Regions from separate parts of the Homo sapiens genome. Here region 2 is linked to region 1. A link is a contact called in ENCODE Hi-C or POLR2A ChIA-PET data. All regions are on one chromosome and are shown on one strand. The core of a region is the stretch at or near the end of the contact, and the rest is flanking DNA. Distances in the headings are between cores, read along the strand shown.

The links. A loop is a pair of places that touch in the nucleus more often than their neighbours do. ChIA-PET counts read pairs that join two places held with the same protein, here RNA polymerase II (POLR2A). Pooled maps may share reads with other maps.
Region 2: a loop to region 1 is called in a map of natural killer cell, with 9 times the contacts of the local background. The contact joins the promoter of SRSF5 here to the enhancer-like site in region 1. A Hi-C loop is called at or near these places in 9 of 168 maps with a recorded cell type or tissue (CD14-positive monocyte, CD8-positive, alpha-beta T cell, cardiac septum and 5 more) and 21 of 50 pooled maps. POLR2A ChIA-PET finds 5 or more read pairs at or near these places in 24 of 52 experiments (AG04450, BJ, CD4-positive, alpha-beta T cell and 18 more).

Annotation. Positions count from the first base shown.
Region 1 is chr14:69,714,984-69,717,683 of GRCh38, forward strand. It overlaps SUSD6 (sushi domain containing 6), which reads left to right. Exons shown (of 6, transcript NM_014734.4): 6 at 1-161. Among named protein-coding and RNA genes, the nearest start is that of SRSF5, 51 kb to the right of the region's middle. Within about 2 kb of position 1,293, at least 21 of the 41 ENCODE cell types and tissues checked have a DNase peak (open chromatin) inside an H3K27ac peak, as active enhancers do; they include CD14-positive monocyte, CD8-positive, alpha-beta T cell, dorsolateral prefrontal cortex and 2 more, where a contact is called at or near this core.
Region 2 is chr14:69,765,780-69,768,479 of GRCh38, forward strand. SRSF5 (serine and arginine rich splicing factor 5) reads left to right here and starts at 1,363. Exons shown (of 8, transcript NM_001320214.2): 1 at 1,363-1,476; 2 at 2,359-2,503. The coding sequence starts at 2,378. It overlaps LOC100289511 (a long non-coding RNA gene), which reads right to left and starts at 1,934. Exons shown (of 1, transcript NR_029378.1): 1 at 504-1,934. RefSeq lists enhancers at 1,230-1,279, 1,320-1,369, 1,479-2,243, 2,240-2,289.

The DNA of each region.
Region 1 (2,700 bases), core at 43-2,542:
TGCTTTATTTTATTTTATATATATATTTTTTGGTATCCTGTACATTGCAGTGGGTGTGAAGATAGTATTTTAATATTTGTACAAAGTTTAATTTAATTTTAATTGTTCTATGTATATAACTGCATTTCTAAATAATTAAAAAAAAGTTCTTATGAAGGCAATTCTGGGAGATGTGATCCTTCCTGAAAGTTTTTGCAGAAACCTTAGATTGAAAGAGCATATGTGGGCAGGAGGTCATGGAAGGATGAGGCACTAGCTCTGTAGGGAGGGTGCCTGGCAAGAGGTGGAGGAGCCAGGATGGAGAGCACTTTGGGAGGCCAAGGCAGTTGGATCACTTGAGACTAGGAGTTTGAGATCAGCCTGGCCAACATAGCAAAAGTCCATCTCTACTAAAAATACAAAAATTAGCTGGGCGCGGTGGTGCATGCTTGTAATCCCATCTACTTGGGAGGCTGAGGCCGGAGAATCGCTTGAACCCAGAAGACGGAGGTTGCAGCCAGCTGAGATTGCACCATTGTACTCCAGCCTGGGCGACAGAGCGAGACTGTCTCAAAAAATAAATAAATAAAGAAGTCTTGGCCAGGCGCGGTGGCTCACGCCTGTAATCCCAACACTTTGGGAGGCCGAGACAGGCGGACCACGAGGTCAGGAGATGGAGACCATCCTGGCTAACACGGTGAAACCCTGTCTCTACTAAAAATACAGAAAAAAAAAAAAAAAAACCCCGGCATGGTGGCAGGTGCCTGTAGTCCCAGCTACTCAGGAGGCTGAGGCGGGAGAATGGCGTGAACCCAGGATGCGGAGCTTGCAGTGAGTCGAGATCGCACCACTGCACTCCAGCCTGGGCAACAGAGCAAGACTCTTGTCTCAAAAAAAAAAAAACAAAACACAGGAGTCTTGACCACCAAATCTTCAGTATGGTGGGGTGCGGGTGCTTGGGCAAGGGAGGGACAACAGCAAAGGGAGGTTCAAACCGGGCAGAAAGCCACCACAGCTTCAGTGTGGCAAGGAGCACATTTGAAATGAGCTCACAAAAGGAAGGCTTTGGATTATATTCCTGGAAAGGGCAGATGTCTTGGAGCAGACGGGAAGAGAGAAGGAACTGTGGTGATGGCTCCCAAAACACCAAGGGTTTCAGGAAGAAGGCAGTGAGGTCCAAGTTAAAATAAGGGAAGCATTCTATTTATCTGGGGAAACTATGGCAACAGTAGGCATTGCCGGCAGTTCAGTGGGCAGGAGCAGTGAGGAGGGCAGGAACACAGGGAGAAATGGTGGGAATGCATTCAGGGAAGCCAAAAGCAAAAGATAGCTGGCAGCATGCCAGGATTCATGTTGATGCAAGCCAGCGTCTACTGAGTGCTTCCGTATGTACCAGGCGCCCTTCTAGGCTCTTGGCCTGCAGTAACTCCAGATCTGGCAGCTGCACCAGGGGGTGGGCATTCTGATTAACCCTGACTTTGCAGGTGAAGAAACAGGCTCAAAATAGTGTAGCGAAGCTTTATTATAAAGTCACACAGCTCTGAAATGATGGAAATTGGGACTCAAACATGATTGTCTCACAGCCCAGTGTCTTAATATCTGCCTCAAAGAACACTGCCCACAGCATGCAGGCTTCTTTATGTTGCAAGAACAGAAAACCCCACTGGCTTAAGCCACAATGCGCAGCTGATTCAACACCCAGCACCCCACTTCCAGGCTAATTCTACCAAGACCTGGCTTGAATGACATCATTTTCTTTCTCAGAAACTCTTCATGAGTCTTGCTTTATTGTTTAGAGCAGGAAAGAAAATAAACCACAAACCCTCAGTAGTCATTTGTTTCAAATGCCCAGTTTTACAGACGAGGGCACTGATGTGCATGGCTGTACTCTGATTTGATCAAGACCACATGGCTAGTTGGTGGCAGAGCTGGGCTGAAATTCTAAGCCCCTAGTCCAGGTCCAGTGTGTGTCCCTGTCCCACCATCTTCAGCAAGTCCACTCTCTTCTGCTTGGCTTTGGAGCCCAGCCCCATCCTGTTCTCCAACACAACTTCCCTCTGCATCCTGAACACCTATGACTCACTGCGCTAGAGTCACCGTGGCTCCCTTGGCCCTGAATGCTGCTCCTGGAGAGGTTGGAAGGAAGAGCGACACCTGAGGACAAACTCCTGTATTAGTCCATTCTCATGCTGCTATGAAGAAATAACATGAGACTGGGTAATTTATGAAGAAAAGAAGTTTAATTAACTCATGGTTCTGCGTGGTTGGGGAAGCCTCAGGAAACTCACAATCATGAGGGAAGGCTCCTCTTCACAGGGTAGCAGGAGAGAGAATGAGTGCCAAGCGAAGGGGGAAGACCCTTATAAAACCATCACATCGGCCAGGCACAGTGGCTCATGTCTGTAATCCCAGCACTTTGGGAGGCCGAGGGGGATGGATTACCTGAGGTCAGGAGTTCGAGACAAGCCTGGCCAACATGGTGAAACCCCATCTCTACTAAAAATACAAAAATTAGCCAGGCCTGGTGGCTTATGCCTGTAATCCCAGCTACTTGGGAGGCTGAGGCATAAGGATCGCTTGAACCCGGGAGGCAGAGGTTGCAGTGAGCTGAGATTGCGCTACTGCACTCCAGCCTGGGCAATAGAGCGAGATTCAGTCTCAAACAAACAAAAAACAAAAACAAACCATCACATCTTGTGAGAATTCACGATCATGAGAACA
Region 2 (2,700 bases), core at 113-2,612, 51 kb after region 1:
ACTATCCAAGTTTCAGTTCTGAGTGCCTAAAGGCCCCTGAGGTCGAGTTAAGGGTCAGTTGCTCTCCTTCCGGAACTACTTTTTCTCTGTTTAACTCTAGTTGCAAGCATGCAACTCCACATTCCAGGCACTTCTCAAAAATGGGGTGCACTGGGTTCTACATAAAAGCATTAAAGCGAAGTTAAGCAATCTCTTTATGCCTAAGTTTCTAGGTCTACCAACCTTATCGGGACAACGCGGGAGTTAATATGGAGGGCTGTGTTTTACACCCACTTTGAAAGCACGGCATTGTCTGTTTCTAAAGAATTGTAAACTTTCATGTGTTACATTACAGAAATCTGAACGGAGAGGATTAACCAAATACCATTTGGACTTAAAAGCAGCTTGAGGCCGGGCGCGGTGGCTCATGCCTGTAATCCCAGCACTTTGGGAGGCCGAGACGGGCCGATCACGAGGTCAGGAGATCGAGACCATCCCGGCTAACACGGTGAAACCCCGTCTCTACTAAAAATACAAAAAAATTAGCCGGTGTGGTGGCGGGCGCCTGTAGTCGCAGCTACTCGGGAGGCTGAGGCAGAAGAATGGCGTGAACCCGGGAGGCGGAGCCCAGATCGCGCCACTGCACTCCAGCCTGGGCGACAGAGCAAGACTGTCTCAAAAAAAACAACAAAAAACAGCTTGAAACCTCTTCCAGCCACTCTCCCAGAGTGACGGACATGCAGAAATCTGTATTCCAGCCTCAATTCAAGACAGCCTTCTAGCTGCAGTCCCATTTTCAACATTTCATCAGTGAAAATCCTTTCATTTAAAAAATACTTCAGTGCCTTAGTCTTCTCACCACAACAAAACCACACAGCTGTGGCATGGTTGAAAAAAGAACTCGAACATCTAGGAGCTCCCTGCTTTGAGGGCAAATTTAAATTGCAAGCAGCAAGAGCTAAGGAAAGGCCAGGTATTTCTGCAAAGCTAAGTTTCTCCTAATTAGTAATCTTCTGGGTGTCTAAGAAAAACTTTAGATACAAGAAGGGTTGCCACTTTTCTCAGGAGACTCTTCTGGGAGAGATGATGATGAACCGAACGCCAAGGACTTAGCAGGGGCGAACGACGTCAACAGATGTCCCTCCAGACTCCGGCACCAGCCGGCCGAGCCCAAACGAGTTCTCGCCCCCGACCCCACCCACCGCGGGAGCAGGGTTCGGTCACTCGCAGTGTCAGAGAGGCCCACATCCTCCTAAATTTCCGGCCCTCCCAAAACTTCCGTCTTCCCTAGGTCCAACGGGGTGGACCCAAGGCCCAGGGGCGTCCCCGGAAGTGACGTAGGACGCGCCCTCCATTTTGTGGAGCGCCAGAGCTGCTAAGTGCGTCAGTTGTGGAGTGGCGTAGACGAGTTAAGTCCTGGTCTGCGTGGAGGTCGACGACTCCGTCGCAGACTACGGACCTGTCTGGGTCTCAGCCGCCAAAGACCCCGTCCGGTAGGTGAGTGGCTCACTTTGAGGGCAAGCCTTCTCGGATCGAGGCTTCTTCATGGCCGCTCAGATCGTGAGCGGCCGGGGCTGCTCTCTTTGCGGAGGATGGCGTCTAATGAGCGCAGTTGATTCGAGGTGGGCGCTGGGGCACGTCTCCCTTTTGGCATACTGTTTGAGGGGTACTGAGGTGAAAGGGCGGTCACTGTTCGGGTCGTTTTTACACAGCGGTTGTGCGCCCGTCCCTGCCAGTCTTAATGTCTTCATCTCCTGGACACGTAGAATAGTGGGCCGGGATCTCCCTGACTTTGCTGGCGATGCGGCTGGGCCTTTTGTAGGGCGGCCGCAGTGACCCCCGAGAAGGGGGTTGCTGGGAGGAGAAGGGAAGAGGGAATTTGGCACGCGCAGCTCTGCTGCCTTTGATTCCACCGCCGCCATTTTGTGGCCGCAGAGCGCCCGCCCGCTGCTGTTGGCGCAGGCGCGGTCGAGGCGTCGCGAGATTCTGGCTTCCACCCGCTGTGACGCGCCCGCGAGGCCGCCATTGGGCTGGCTTTGCGGAGGGCGCGGGCGGCTCCGCCCGCACTTCTCGGCCTTTCCTAACTGCGGCAGATGGGAGGGGGCCGGAGAGCCCGGAGAGTGTGCGGCTGCGCAGTTGGAAAGGTGGCAGTGGGCGTTGCGGTTGCTGCGGTCTGGGCCCAGTAGCGGACCGTGTTGGGAGGGAGCTGGGTTTTCATTTTGTCTGCAGGTAACCTGGCCTCATTAGAGGCTCTGTTGGCAATCTCGTTCATAACATCACTGTGTAAACATTTTATGCCGTTGATGTTTTTGATTGTTTAATCAGGCGTTTCTCTGTGACAGTCATTGCTATTATCTCGATTGAATTACTTTCTAATAGGAAGTACTAGCCGGACATCATGAGTGGCTGTCGGGTATTCATCGGGAGACTAAATCCAGCGGCCAGGGAGAAGGACGTGGAAAGATTCTTCAAGGGATATGGACGGATAAGAGATATTGATCTGAAAAGAGGCTTTGGTTTTGTGGTAAGTATTTAGAACTGGGTGAATTATCTGCTAAGTAGGTAGAGTTTTGATAAGCAGTTGTTTTCGATCTTGAGTCCGGGTGGAATATTTGCCTTCAGAAAATGTTACCCAGCCTTATGTCTGAATTTTATTGAGGCTGAAAACAACTTTAACTTGCCGGCTCACTGGAACCCCACTCCCAGTGGCTCCTTGATTAG